Linked DNA regions of Homo sapiens: all the other regions are linked to region 5. A link is a contact called in ENCODE Hi-C or POLR2A ChIA-PET data. All regions are on one chromosome and are shown on one strand. Each heading gives the region's core, a stretch centred on a gene start or an enhancer-like site at or near the end of the contact. The rest is flanking DNA. Distances are from core to core; before and after follow the strand shown.

Region 1 (2,700 bases), core at 94-2,593, 1.7 Mb after region 5:
GAGACTCAACCAAAGGAATATCCCATTAGGGGGCTGTGAAATTTTTGTGTTTATCAAAATAAGGTAAAAGCTTTTTTAAGAGCCTGAGAAACTCTTATTTAGACTAACCCACTAAAAATATTCACAGTTTAAAAAATAAACAGAAAAAGAGTCCCAAAAAAGTTAATAGACATGTCCAACTCAGAAAACTGGGAAGTGGCTCAAACCCTTCTGAGTTCTAGTCCAGTTCTCCAACATTATATATTGGCTACGATTAATCAAGATTTAATTGTATACCAGCTGCCGAAATGTTTCCCGTACAATAAAAATCCTCAATATGAAATAAAGGTTTCATATTACTAGTCGAGTTCTTTACTAACAAATTTCCGACCTTGCCTCCCATATCCACATCTAAGAAGGGAGGTATATCTCTTCAGCATTTACTAAATGCTTCTTTTGCATACCATTAAGTCACTTAATACAATTCTGCCGGCTCAATGGTACTGTACCCACTTTGCAGACGACAAGCCGAGGCTAGATGAAGTTAATCATAAAATCAGCGGCATTGAAACTTAACTCAGTGTAACCCCAAAGCTCCCTCTACACCAAGCTGCTCCCTGTACGGCAACAGAACTCCTGGAACTTGTCCGCAGAGAATGAGCAGGGCCCTTGCTTTTTTATGGTCTTGGCCAGGTTTAGCCTGCCTTGTAACCCGCAGGTAACAGAGCTATGGAAATCAAATGAATCGCTGTCAAGTCGGTGCAAGATTACTATTCAGCACATTTCATGAAGACCTGGTCTCAACTGAACAGACTGAAAACCAATTTCACAATTTCTTTGCAGTGTCTCTTAGAAACTAGCCACTGTCACTGCTTAGAAAATCGGGGGACTGCTCCCTCAAGTGGTCAAAACGGGCCTCTCACTAGAGCTCGCTACTTGTTTAGCCGGTATAAGGCCAGTCACACAATCCTGCAAATTTCCCGCAACCTCCCGAAGGGGTCAAAGCCCACGCCCCAGCAAAAGCACAGGCGCTCCCCGCCCAGCGAAGACATGCGCATGCGCCTATCCGTCTTCTCCCAAAGCAACCACCACCTGGTGGCGCCACTTCCCCCCACGCCTGTTTCACCCATTCAGCCCTCTCTTTCGAATACCTTTGTCCAATTCCATAAGGGCAGAGTTGGCATCCAGTTCCTGTTCGCCATAGCCGGCATCTGCCAGGAAAGACTTAGTTGAGTTTGACGCCATGACCCGAATAGTTACTCGACTAGCCTAGTCAGAAAGCTTGCAAACTCTACCCCAGGACCGCCATCTTCCCCCGCCGCCTTCTTGCTGGTTTTTCTTCCGCGCGCTGTCAAGCCCTGTTACGCATGCGCCCTGGTCACCCCGCGGTTTGTCCGCGCCTCTGCTACCCCCTGCGCAGGCGCTCAAGGAGCTCTTGGACTCCAGGTTCCCGCGGCTGGGAGAAAAGGAGGCGGGGATCCGAAGGGGGAAATGACTCTGAGGCGCCCGGACGTCGCTCGGAAGCCAATCAGAGAGCGTGACGTCAGTTTGGCGCGGAGTTTGGCGGCCGGGGCTTACAGTGGCGGGAGTTGGAGGCGATAACGATTTGTGTTGTGAGAGGCGCAAGCTGCGATTTCTGCTGAACTTGGAGGCATTTCTACGACTTTTCTCTCAGCTGAGGCTTTTCCTCCGACCCTGATGCTCTTCAATTCGGTGCTCCGCCAGCCCCAGCTTGGCGTCCTGAGAAATGGTGAGTAACGGTCCCAACCGCTGCTCGGAGCTGGCGGAATTCATTTCCCCCGAAACACACGCCACCTCCGACCAGGGCCGACTCCAATTCTGAACTCAGCTTCTGAGTTCTCCCATGGCAAGGGTAAATTAGTGTTAGCAGGGACTACTAAAGAAAGCTGTACTTTCATCCCCTCGGGACACTTGTAATCGTAATCGGGCTTTTAAAATCGTAACGTAGGCAGGGACGTCGAAATAACTGCCTTCCAAGGCCCCTTACAGCTTACATCTCCATTGCGCGTTAACGGGAAAATGCATGCATTTGTGTGTATATGTTTCCTTCAACGGTTATTTGAGATGCTCAAAACTCCTAATCATTGATTAATTCATTCGTTTGTTGTAGAATCTTAGTGAGCCCAGCTATGTGCTATAGGTATATACCAGTGAATATGACCCGCTGTTAAGGAACTCAGTCAAGCAGAGAAGACAGGATATCTGCTTCTAACAGGAACAAAATCTTATTTTCCCCGTTTACTACACGGTCATAAAAATTTAAATTATAGAGTGAAAGATGCCTGTAACCACATCCGCCAGAGATGACCCCTGTTAATAGATTGAAGTATATTATTCCAGATGTTTTCGACGCTAGAGGTAATACCTATTATTTTCAGAAATCGGATCAAAACGTCCAGTTTTTTCACTTTAATGGTATAAGTTGAACGTATTCCCATGTTAATACGTAGAAATCTAACTTATTTTCTTACGCTAAAACATTGGCAATAAGAGATTTGAGGTTAGATTTGGATGTCATCAACTTAAACTTTTTGGTAAGTTTCAGATAAGGGAGCTAACTACCCAGATTAACCTTGGACAGAAATAAAATCTCACTCATGTGAAGGTCGACTATAGCCAGAGGTTCTTTTTCCCCTTGAAACTATGTGGAAAACGAACCTGAGAAGGGAATTTTTATATTCAGCGATGAGTCTAGGAAAA
Region 2 (2,700 bases), core at 98-2,597, 1.0 Mb after region 5:
TCTCCTGACCTCGTGATCCGCCCTCCTCGGCCTCCCAATGTGCTGGGATCACAGGCGTGAGTCACCGCACCCGGCCAATACTTTTCTAGAAAAAACTAATTTTCTCAAGAAGCAAAAGAAAAAATTCTAGGTATCAATAACGATGGACGCTATATAAAAAACAAAACTATCCATTAAGATGGCACCACACCCAGAAGGCTTTAAAGATGAGTTCTTCAAAACCTAAGAAATGTATCATTCACACATGCTATGTCTATTCCAGGTCATACAAAAATAAGTTAACCTGTCTGACTCCTAGCACAACCTGATACCAAAACTAGACAAGGACAGCAAAAGAAAACCATAAGCCAATCTAACTTAGGTGCATACATGAAAATCCAAAATTAACTACACAGCAAATTGCATCCAGCAATATATTGAAAAAATAAGATACCAGGATTCTAAGTTTGGCTCACCATTAGAAAATCTATTATTGTAGTTATTTTATTGTAGAGTAATGGAAAAAAGGCCATACAATCATCTCAAAGACTGATACTGAAAATACTTGGTAAAACTTAGTCATTTGCTGATTAAAAAAAAAACCGATATGGTAAACTACGAAAAGAACATAATTTGCCTATACACCCACACACACACACACCATAAACCTGCAGAAGATATCTTGAATGAAACCTAAGATGCAATCCAAAATAACTCCTGGTAAGAAATAAGTACCTCCGGCTACTATTCAGTGTTGCACTGGATTCTTGGGAAAAGCCAAAATTGTTCTTTACAGATAAATTCTTACCTACAAATCAAAGAGGACTGCCTGTCAAATTTTTAGAATACGAACGTTTAGTGAAGTGTCCAGATAGATCAACAATCAAAAGCCATTCTTATACAAGGATACTAATGGATTAATAGTCTATTAGTAAAAACAAACTACAATAACAAAAATAGCTATGAAAAAATGTTAAATGCGCACAACACCAAGCGAACTGCAACGCTTTACCTGAAAAACAAAGGGAGAACTGAATTAATTTAAAAAAATAGCCACATTGCTGGACGGGAATTCTCAATATTGTACTAGTATCCAATCTCGGCAAATCTACAAAAATATGGAATCCCAAACAAATCCCTGGAAATCTTTGCCATTTGGGCGCCAATCTACTAAAGAAATCGGCCCCAGGGTGTGAGGTTTCTCACATGTGCGTGAAAACGCTTCGAGAGGGGTGCAGCCGCGGACACAAAAACCGTGGCTTGAGTCCCCGCGCCCCTCCCCTCCCCTCCCCTCCCTCCCTCCAGTCCAGCAGCTCTTGCCTAAGGCTCCCGCGACCGGAAGAGTCGCTTCCGCTCCCGCCCCGCTCTGTGGCGTAGGCCGGACATTTCTAGTCGACTGTTGCGCGTGCGCGCGCTGTGACGTTCCCTACGCGGTCGGGCGTTGGGTTTCGCGGCGCTCGCCGCACTGGTTGTTCAGCACCTTCGGTCCGGTTGAGGTTGTCAAGTCGGACCAAACAGGTTGTTTCTCTGCAGTTTCCAGTAAGTGACCGTTCCAGCCGGGGCTGTGGCTAGAGTGTGAAGGCAAACCGGTAGAAGCCGCGCCGCCATTTTCTTCCCACCTCACTCTTTCCTCAATCTCCCTTCGGTCACTCCGAGGGGACTGTTGGTAGCCCCCCTCTGCCCGGTCCCCCGCTAATGAGGCCGCTCCCAAGCTCTGAGTTTCCCCAAAAGATGTGTCCTTTGTCATGAAAGCTCTCGTAGTATTTAAGTGCTAATACTCGACGGCCGCCGACTTCTCAGATGCACCCTGGAGGGTGTGCTCTTGGCCTGACACTTATTAGCCCTTCCGCTTCCTACAGTTGTGATGGGCCCTCAGATACTCACCAGGAAAATGTGATGCCCGCACCACCACTTCTTACTCCAACTTTCTTTGTAATTATGTCCTCTGTTTCAGAATCCTACTGCCGCGGAACAAAAATGTACCAAGGACCATTCCACTTAACGTCCCTCCCTTCCTTCTCAAACCCTTAAGAGTGCCTTAAGAGTAAGGTACTGACCTAAGTGCTTTACATGCATTTTATTTAATCTTCCCACGCAGTCCTTAAGTAGGCAGACATGAGAAAATTGAGGCACAGAAAAGTTTAATAATTTGCTCAAGGCAACATAGGTTGGATGTGGTAGGGCTGAAATTTGGATTTATTGTGTAGCTTACTCAATCTGGTGTTGTTATCATTCATTCCTTTCTCTTTCCCAAATACTGAGTATTCCTTTTTTTCTTAGTTGCTTCTACAGAGGAATTTTTTTCCTTAATGCTGTTTAGAGGGTTCTTCTTGAGAAATTTGGGTTCTGTCTGAAAACCCTTTTCTCAGAGCTCTCCTTACACAGACGCTTAAGTGTTGTTTTTCCAAATCTAAGCTCTAAACTTAATAATATTTTGCATATCCAAAATGTGCTCATGCTTCCTTAAAAAAGTACCCCTAAACCAGTACCCACCAACCAGCCCCCTTCCTCTACCTCAATATGACAATGGTTATCACTATTCTCAGCAAACATTTGGGCAGCTAGCTTATGTAAGACAATAAAGGTAATTGGGGTTTTGAAGAACTCTGAGGTTTAGTTCCGACCTGAAGGAGAAACATGAAAAGGCCTTCATAAAAAGGCCACATAAAATAGCAGATAAATCCCATCTCAGTTGCACAGAATACAAATTGTATAAGAGCA
Region 3 (2,700 bases), core at 97-2,596, 1.2 Mb after region 5:
CTGTGAAAAACACGAATTGCTGGGCCCCAACCCCAGAGTTTCTGACTCAGAGTCTGGGGTTGGGAGTTGGTCTTGCTGAGAGCCCTCTAACCATTAGCAGCGGCGACATCTTGTGGTGAGGGACAGAATGTACCTTGGGCTCCCTCAGCCCTGATTACCCGCGCGTCCAGGATGATGCCGGACCAGGCTGCACCGCCCAGAGGCCCGACGGCGTCGCTGGGGCAGACCCAGAGACTCTCACACGCCTTGTCCTTGCCCGGAGGGTGCAGGCGCCTGCATGCCTCATTTACCCTAGAGAGAACAGGAAAACCTAAACTTGTTGTGCAGAACCTGCAGCTTCGTGTTAGAATACTATTTCCTCCCCCCACCTCCCTTTTTGTTAGAGACAATATCTCTGTTGTCCAGGCTGGAGTACAGTGGTGCTCTGCTCGCTGTAGCCTCCAACTCCTGGGCTCAAGTGATCCTCTCGCCTTGGCCTCCCAGAGCGCTGGAATTATAAGCATGGCTCATCGCACCCGGCCCAGAATATTTTTTATTCTCATTTTTGTAAATAAGTTTCTTCCCTGGTCTTTCCACCGGAGCCTGTGAATCGCAGCCTCGTGGCACCACCACAGTTGGCTTCTCAAGTCGGGAGGCTGACTCCTTGAACCGGGCGCCTCACTTCACGATTGCTTTCAGCTCAAAGGAGCATTTTACAACAGGAACCATTATCCCTGGTAGCTTGACGTCCAGCCCTGACACGATTTTCTGATTGACTAAAATTAGGGTAATGAGTTATGAGGGCAGAGAATGGAGCTGCGATCCCTGTAGGCGGGGGCAGTACCGCCTCTTATTTCCTCTGCCCAGGTGGTTAAGTTGGTAGATTGGGGTGTAGGTGTCTCTGGAGTTGGGCAGCAATGGGTGGGGTAGTAGAAGGACACCTGGTCTGTGTCCGGGGCTGGGTTCGAATCCCCACTCTGCCTGTGAGCTGAGAGCCCATGGGCACATCACCTGAGCTTTCTGCGTTTATCTGTAAAATGGGCAAGAGGCAATCAGTCATTTATATGAAAGCGGCCTGCAGTGCCTGGCACCGAGGCGGGCACGGATGGGCATTTGGTAAGGCAGGGAGGAGGAGCGCGGCGCCTGGAGGCTCCCGGGGCAGGGGAGAAGGGCATCGAGAACGGGGGCGGCGTGCGGGGTGGGAAGAGGAGAGAGTTCACGGCTTGCTCCTTCCCCTGCCCCCAGCCGCCTCAGCCCAGGCCTGAGTCTCTCCCCGTCTGGGCCTCTGCTTCCTGCAGGCACAGCCAGGGCCAAGACGCGCCCCTGGGCCTCCCTCCCCTTCGACGTCTCCACCCGGTATGGAACATTAATCATTAACCGTCCTGTGGCCAGGCCCAGCGGGGCGCCCGCTTCAGCTCTCCCGGTGCCACCTAGCTGAGTCACCGCGGTCTGGGCAGCTCCCCGCAGCCAGGACCTCCCTCCGGGCCGAGGGTCGCGGGGTTCGAGCCGCGGCGAGGTCTTGGGCTTCCCAGGGGCCGCTCCTCGGTGCGCCGCCGCCCACAATCAGCAGGGGGCGCCCGTCCCGACCGCGGGAAGCCGGCGGGGCCACCGAGCGGCGGGCTGGCCTGGCGGGGCGGTGTCAGGGCGGCAAGGCGGCGCCTCCCCAAAGCCGTAAACCTTCCCGCCCGGCTGACTACGCCGGCCCAGCCACGCACGCGCACCCCGCATGCCCCGTGGCCTGTGAGGTTATTCAAGAAGCCAAGGTCGGGAGTGGGGAAGGTCAGCCTCTAGCCCGGCACTGTCTGGAAAAGATCGAACCAATTAATTGACTGTAAGAAGCATGTAACCAATACAATGGAAGGCATTGCTACCCTTCCTCCACCAGGTTCAGGACCTCATGCCCAAGGAACGGCGCGCAGGAATTGGTAGTAGGTTGTGGAGGGTCAGGGGCTCTCCCAGCATCCTGAGGCTGTCTCCTGTGAAGGCCACTCCAGAGGTTAAAGCTTTCCCGGGTGCCAGGAGAGCTCTCCTAATTCAGCCGTAGGGATCACCAGTAAAGATGCTCAAAAATCCCAGCATCTCCCACTTGCAACCCACAGGGGATTCTATTCTACTCTCTCTAATTCCCCATGGCCACATAGTTGAGGTCACTTAACAATTTTTTTTAAAGACGGAGTTTCGCTCTTGTTGCCCAGGCTGGAGTGCAACGGCGCTATCTCGGCTCACCGCAGCCTCCGCCTCCCGGGTTCCAGCGATTCTCCTGCCTCAGCCTCCCCAGTGGCTGGGATTACAGGCATGCACCACCACGCCTGGCTAATTTCGTATTTTTTGTATAGATGGGGTTTCTCCATGTTGGTCAGGCTGGTCTTGAACTCCCGACCTCAGGTGATCCGCCCTCCTCAGCCTCCCAAAATGCTGGGATTACAGGCATGAGCCACCGTGACCGGCCGGTCACTTAACATTTAACCTAACACCCACCTGCCAGCAGGTCAAAGGTTATTGCCTATGACTGGCCAGGTTTCACTTCGGCTGCCGTGGTGCTCCTGATGTGACTGCACTGGGCAGACGGACCTGAAGTACTGTCCCTGTATTAAGTGGAGTGGCCCCGGGAATGAAGCCATAACAGCAGCCAGAGACAGCAGCCCAGATTGGCTGTCTTGACAGCCCAGAGCCAGTGTGGTCAAATCTGCCCCCATGATGCCTGTGTCCTTGCTATTCCCG
Region 4 (2,700 bases), core at 20-2,519, 1.3 Mb after region 5:
CTTTATCTGTGTAAGGGTAACTGATGCAAAGCAATAAATTACTTAAATATGATTTAAAAAATCTCCCTGTTCCATTGCTGTTACTTTATGAGCTTTCCAAGCATTCCTTATTATTTAGGTTTATTAAACATCATTAATCTTTTGGAATGGGTACTGTTTTGTAGAAATCTTTACATTCAATAACCTCCAAAGATGTCTCACATGCTTAAAAAAGACAATAGGCATGAGAGTTAGACGAAGAAGTGCATGAAATAGCTAATTCATTCATCAAATGTCTTGAGCATTGCCATGTGCCAGGCTCTGAGGATTCACTAGTGAGCAGAACAAATGTGGCCCCCATACCACAGAGCTACACATGAACATAATAGAAACATAATTACAATCTGGAACTAGATCCCAATAGGGACACAAGCCAGGGAGGGGGCACCTAATTCAGTTTAGGAGGACAGGGAAGTGCTCTTTAAGGAATGACATGAAGTGAAACCTACGTAAGAAAAGGCAACAAATACAGAGACTGTTTTCCGCAGAGGGATCAGCATATAAGACCATGAAGAAGAAAGAAATCTGGTACATTTTAGGAACTTTGCAAAGTGGGGACAAAAAGAGCTGGGTAAGGCAGGGCCTTGTAGTTAAATCCCTGGTCTGGTGTTGATCATAAGGGGAAGGGTCACGTAGAGCTGGCAATGAAAGGCTCCCACAGCCTTTCTGCATTCTCTGCTAACAGAAGTTAGCAACACGGCCCAGTGATTTTTAGTATACATTAAATGCAGCTCTACGTACATCATCCCATGCAGGCCTTGTACGGCATGTGTGGGGGCAGCTGTTCGTTTCCTCTGCAGCTTCCATCTCCATTTTTCCTCCCCAGGAGACCCCTGGTCATGTTCAGGTGGAGCCTCCCGTCCTCTGCTGTCACGTGCTTCAAGGGACACAGACCCTGTTCCTGGGTCCACAGGGGTGGTTCCTGATAGGCGAAGGGTATTAGTAAATGGCATTTCTCCGGGGAATCTTTTTGGGCTAGGGTGAGCACAGGATCTAAAATAGCCCAATCAGACTGAAGACAGAAGCTCAGATTCCATGGCTGGGAAAGTGTCCTTTCTCTCCCTTCCACTGTGCCAGTTACTCACAGTTATCTCTCATCCAAGGAAAGAACCTTCAACCCTCAGGTGAAGCCAACGCCAAGCACAGCAGAGCAGAGAGGTAGAAAGCACCTGGGCTCTCAGTAAAATGGTGGAGCTGCTGAGTCGACCCACCCCAAGGCCTGCCCTTCGTCGCTTACACTTCCTTATTGGTTGAGATCTTGCATTTGCTCCTCCCTTTGGTTCTTTGACACCACAATCGTAGCTCCCGCAACTCTCTGGTAAATCCCTTTCTGTCTCCTTTACTGGGTCCCCCCACACCTTCTAGTTTCTAAATGTGATTTTTAAATAAAAGTTTCTAAACGAAGTTACCTCTGAACATCTCTCCACTTTCTCTCAGGGAGATCTCAGCCACTCCCATGGCTTCCTTCTTTATTTAAAGGTCTGTTCGCCAAATGTTCACATTTCCTTACAACATCTCCAAGTGATGGTCCAGCTTTAATACTTCCAGTAAACTCACTGATAATGCAAATACATTCCAAATTGATATAGTTTCTCTTTAGAGTCAGCGGCTACTCCTGATTTCCCAACTTCAGAAGTAGTTGCTTAAAATGTATGCAAAAGAGCCAGAGGGTGTCTTGCGGAACCCAAGAACAGGAAGTGCATCTAGAAATCTGACCGCCTACGGGCACCCGGGCAGCTGCTCCTAAGCTCTCACTCAGAAGCCATCTCTGCATGGGCTTCCTTCTTCTCCGTTTTGCAGCCTGGCATCTTCATGTGGAAGCATGAGGCCAGCAACAGGTCACCAGCTGGCCCAATCACATCTTCAGCCTCCGAGAGAGATTGAGAGAGACAGAGAGAGAGAGAGAGAGAGAGAGAGAGATCTTTCTTTGCTTTAGTCCCAAGCTGAGGAAGAGTTCCGATTGACCCATCTTGGGTCCGGCGTCCCTAGACAAAGGCTGTGCATTTACACAGTGACCTCCACAACAGCCGTGGAGAGATGAGGGAGCAATGGATGCTTCCCAGGAGGGAAGGGTCCATTCCCAGAAAGGGAGGGAGGGCCAGGCTGCAAAAACAATGGGGACCCAGTACGAACAGGACAGAGGACCTTCCCTGTGAGTGAGGAGACAGCTCTCAGAGAAAGGAGTTATTAATGGTACAGGCAGAAGTTCCATGATTTCACCCAGGTCAGAGACCTTGGAGCCATTTTTGACTCCCTCTGTCAGACTCCCTCTGTCACTGTCCACCCACTTCCCTGATGTCCAATAAGACACTAACTCCTAGTACTTCTTTCTTTCTTGCTTGCTTTTTTTTTTTTTTTCTGAGACAGAAACAGTTTCACTTTTGCTGCCCAGGCTGGAATGCAATGGCACCATCTTGGCTTACTGCAACCTCTGCCTCCCAGGTTCGATTCTCCTGCCTTAGCCTCCCGAGTAGCTGGGATTACAGGCGCATGCCACCAGGCTCAGCTAATTTTTGTATTTTTAGTAGAGAGGGGGTTTCGCCATGTTGGCTAGGCTGGTCTTGAACTCCTGACCTCAGGTGATCCTCCTGCCTCAGCCTCCCAAAGTGCTGGGATTACAGGCATGAGCTACAGTGCCCGACCTACTTCTTCTTTCAAAAT
Region 5 (2,700 bases), core at 7-2,506:
TCCTGTTCTCCCTTCCCTGAACCATCCACACTTTATCTTCTTTACAGTTCCGACCAGTATTCCCACACTGGGGAAGTGTTCTTAGACACATCTCACCATCACACATCCCTACAACCCTCCTTCACTATTACATATCAATAGTGCAATCTCATTTGTGTAGATTAATCAGGTAGACTGCTACTTAAACACAGGCTGTGTCCCTATAGATTGGCCGTTTTCTATAGAAATGATGCTGTAAGTGGTGATGACTTTTCTAGGCTATCTCACAGCTACCCACTTAGCTGATAATGTTGGTGCAGGACTGACTGCATGAAAACAGAAAAGAAACATCACTTACACATTTGAGTAAGAACCTCCTTGATTTCAGCCTGATTGCTCTGCCTAAAGAGGGACATGCTTGTTTAGAGTATGAGAAATGGAAACTTGGTAATTTTGTGAGAGAGTTTTTGGGAACCTCTAAGGGCCTGGACATTTTAAAAAGGTTCCAGTTATATTCCCAAATATATAGTTTTCCTTTTCTTTTACATTGTGTCATAAATCCCTTAAGACATATCTACTCTGATTTACTTTCTGGCTGCACAGCTGAAATAAACAGGGAAAACAAAGTAGGGAAATAATTTTCCTAAGATAAGTGGGCGAGTGTTGAAGGCCGAAAGAATGAGGGTCGTGATCAACTCAGTATACCACTGGAGACTATATGAGTAAACAGCAAACTGTTTCTCATGAAAGCAGGTTGTTGGCAAACTGACAAACTGTGTCTGCCTCCCAGAAAGAATGCTGGGGGGCAGTCACCACCCAGGCACAGTGTTTCTTGTGATTAGGCAAATCTGAAGCCTGTTAGCAATAACGTGAACCTGTGATCAATCAAGCAGCTGACCAGTCATTACCTCCTCCTCCCTGCTCTTTCTGCCCAATAAAAACAAAGGGCTGTAGAAGCTCGAGGTTGCTGCCTTTGCTCCCTAGAAGCAGGGAGCTCTCTTCTTCCCCTGGCCCCTTCCTTTAAAATAGTTACTTTTAAGTTTTCATTTCTGCCTTCGTCCTCCTTCCTTCAGTCTCCTAATGACTGTCTCAAGTAGTAACAGTAGTGACTGTCGTAGTGACAGTCTCAAATAGTAACCATTGCAGTCAGCTACAGGCAAGAGTTGAAAAGAGAGTGTGTGAGGAAGAAAGCTCTGTTAAGGAGGATGGGTGAGTGTCTGTGTGGTGGTGGTGTTTCGAGGTGGCATTCGTGTAATGGAGAGGTGAAAATGAAAGTGGAAAGTACTGCCTGTCATTCCCTTGGGAGTAGCAGAGACGTAGGTGGTGAGGAAGAGGCACCGGGCTGAAAGCCTGCGGGTGGTCCCCGGGGATAGTTTGCTTGCTGTCCAGGGTGGCTTTGGATTGGGCGTCAGAAGAGGAATGAGACATTAACGAAATCCCTGGGGATGCCAACTTCCTGAAAGAGGTCCAGATGCACGTAGGATGGGCATACCCCAGGAAGTTCAGCCAGATTTCTTTGATTCAGGGAGAAAATCAGGGTCAGGGCTTAGGTAGGCTCCTGATGAGTGAAATTCACTAACTAGTAACTACTAATGTTTGTTGAGTGCTTATTCACTGCCAGGCCCTGGGCTAAGCATTTTACATTTAACCCCTTCAACAACCCTATAAGAAAACATCTGGGAGGCCGTTATCTACCCGTTTCCTTAACCAATAAATGACACAGCCTGGGACTCTCCCTGCACCAGCCCACCCCTCCTCCCTGAACCCCACAGGTGGGTTTGGTGCCAGAATGTATCACTGTGCTGTCAAGTGGAGACTATTTGGTTCAATTCCTAAATTTTGGGGGTGAGGGGACAGCTAGTTTCCCTGCTTAGTTACCTGGTGTTTTGCCGCTAGTTACTATGTATCTCTGTGTATTTGTCTACAAAACATAGAGCATTGTTGAAACTATGTTATTGTTTCATTGAAACAATGTTATTGTTTCCTTATACCACTGAGTAGAAGAAAATGGAGTTTCTGCTGGGGCCACTGTCTGTGGAGTTTGCACATTCTCGCTATGTCTGCAGGGGTTTTCTCTGGGTACTTGGTTTCCTCCCACATCCCACAGCTGTGCCCATTAGGTGAATTGGTGTGTCTAAATGGTCCCAGTGTGTGAATGTAACTGAGTGTCCTATTAAGTTTTTCTGTGATGGCATCAAATGCCTGTTGATGCTCATCTGTCCAAGGCAGGGGGCTCTGAATCTAGTCCCTTTTAAAGGCCTCATAAAGTGGCTTAGCCATCAACCCCAAATTTGGAATTCAAATTCAACAAAAGCCAGACATTCCTAGAAATCCCTGCAATTGCCTCCCGTTTTGGGGAGCCTTTGGGGCCACTGTTATCTGCTTTCAGTAGGGTCTTTAGGCTCCTTCAGCCTGAAGTCGAGGTTCCAGAGACTAGACCTTGAAATAGTACAGGCACCTGTGAAAATCTCCCCTACCAGGAGATGGCTTTGAGGGTACAGTTAATTTACAACCCAGCTGAGCCCCAGATGTTGCCAGCCCGTTCACAAGATGGAGCAACAATTCAAGACGAGTCATCGGAACAAGTCATGCCGGCATCGGAACAAGTCATGCCGGCCTGCACTGCCTCACCCCATGCCGCAACTTGCTTCCCCTTCTTAAACCTTTGCACTTTGCTTGGAAATTTGAAGTGGTTCCATTAAGGCAAGAGTCTAGACCGTC

The links. Hi-C counts contacts between places; a loop is a spot of excess contacts on that map. ChIA-PET counts read pairs that join two places held with the same protein, here RNA polymerase II (POLR2A). Pooled maps may share reads with other maps.
Region 1: a pooled map shows a loop between it and region 5 (4-fold over the local background). The contact joins the promoter of INTS7 here to the enhancer-like site in region 5. A Hi-C loop is called at or near these places in 1 of 168 maps with a recorded cell type or tissue (posterior vena cava) and 6 of 50 pooled maps. POLR2A ChIA-PET finds 5 or more read pairs at or near these places in 1 of 52 experiments (PC-9).
Region 2: a pooled map shows a loop between it and region 5 (4-fold over the local background). The contact joins the promoter of LINC00467 here to the enhancer-like site in region 5. A Hi-C loop is called at or near these places in 2 of 37 single-sample maps with no recorded cell type and 8 of 50 pooled maps.
Region 3: a loop to region 5 is called in a map with no recorded cell type, with 5 times the contacts of the local background. The contact joins two enhancer-like sites. A Hi-C loop is called at or near these places in 1 of 168 maps with a recorded cell type or tissue (OCI-LY7), 5 of 37 single-sample maps with no recorded cell type and 10 of 50 pooled maps.
Region 4: a loop to region 5 is called in a pooled map, with 2.3 times the contacts of the local background. The contact joins two enhancer-like sites. A Hi-C loop is called at or near these places in 2 of 50 pooled maps. POLR2A ChIA-PET finds 5 or more read pairs at or near these places in 2 of 52 experiments (H1 and OCI-LY7).

Annotation. Positions count from the first base shown.
Region 1 is chr1:212,034,214-212,036,913 of GRCh38, forward strand. It overlaps INTS7 (integrator complex subunit 7), which reads right to left and starts at 1,344. Exons shown (of 20, transcript NM_015434.4): 1 at 1,131-1,344. The coding sequence starts at 1,224. It overlaps DTL (denticleless E3 ubiquitin protein ligase adapter), which reads left to right and starts at 1,535. Exons shown (of 15, transcript NM_016448.4): 1 at 1,535-1,729. The coding sequence starts at 1,678. RefSeq lists enhancers at 1,195-1,404, 1,283-1,819, 1,565-1,804, 1,820-2,354.
Region 2 is chr1:211,381,408-211,384,107 of GRCh38, forward strand. LINC00467 (long intergenic non-protein coding RNA 467) reads left to right here and starts at 1,348. Exons shown (of 6, transcript NR_026761.2): 1 at 1,348-1,518. It overlaps LOC124904504 (a long non-coding RNA gene), which reads right to left and starts at 1,337. Exons shown (of 2, transcript XR_007066868.1): 1 at 1,186-1,337; 2 at 1-991. LOC107985259 (a long non-coding RNA gene) reads right to left here. Exons shown (of 2, transcript XR_001738447.1): 1 at 1,864-2,700; 2 at 1,419-1,547. RefSeq lists an enhancer at 1,461-1,530.
Region 3 is chr1:211,514,050-211,516,749 of GRCh38, forward strand. No RefSeq gene overlaps it. Among named protein-coding and RNA genes, the nearest start is that of RD3, 23 kb to the left of the region's middle. RefSeq lists silencers at 177-266, 1,279-1,638. Within about 2 kb of position 1,347, at least 13 of the 41 ENCODE cell types and tissues checked have a DNase peak (open chromatin) inside an H3K27ac peak, as active enhancers do.
Region 4 is chr1:211,605,327-211,608,026 of GRCh38, forward strand. It overlaps LOC105372903 (a long non-coding RNA gene), which reads right to left. Exons shown (of 2, transcript XR_001738450.2): 2 at 1-1,907. Among named protein-coding and RNA genes, the nearest start is that of SLC30A1, 28 kb to the left of the region's middle. Within about 2 kb of position 1,270, at least 10 of the 41 ENCODE cell types and tissues checked have a DNase peak (open chromatin) inside an H3K27ac peak, as active enhancers do.
Region 5 is chr1:210,342,340-210,345,039 of GRCh38, forward strand. The region is part of intron 1 of HHAT (hedgehog acyltransferase); the gene reads left to right. Among named protein-coding and RNA genes, the nearest start is that of HHAT, 15 kb to the left of the region's middle. Within about 2 kb of position 1,257, at least 5 of the 41 ENCODE cell types and tissues checked have a DNase peak (open chromatin) inside an H3K27ac peak, as active enhancers do.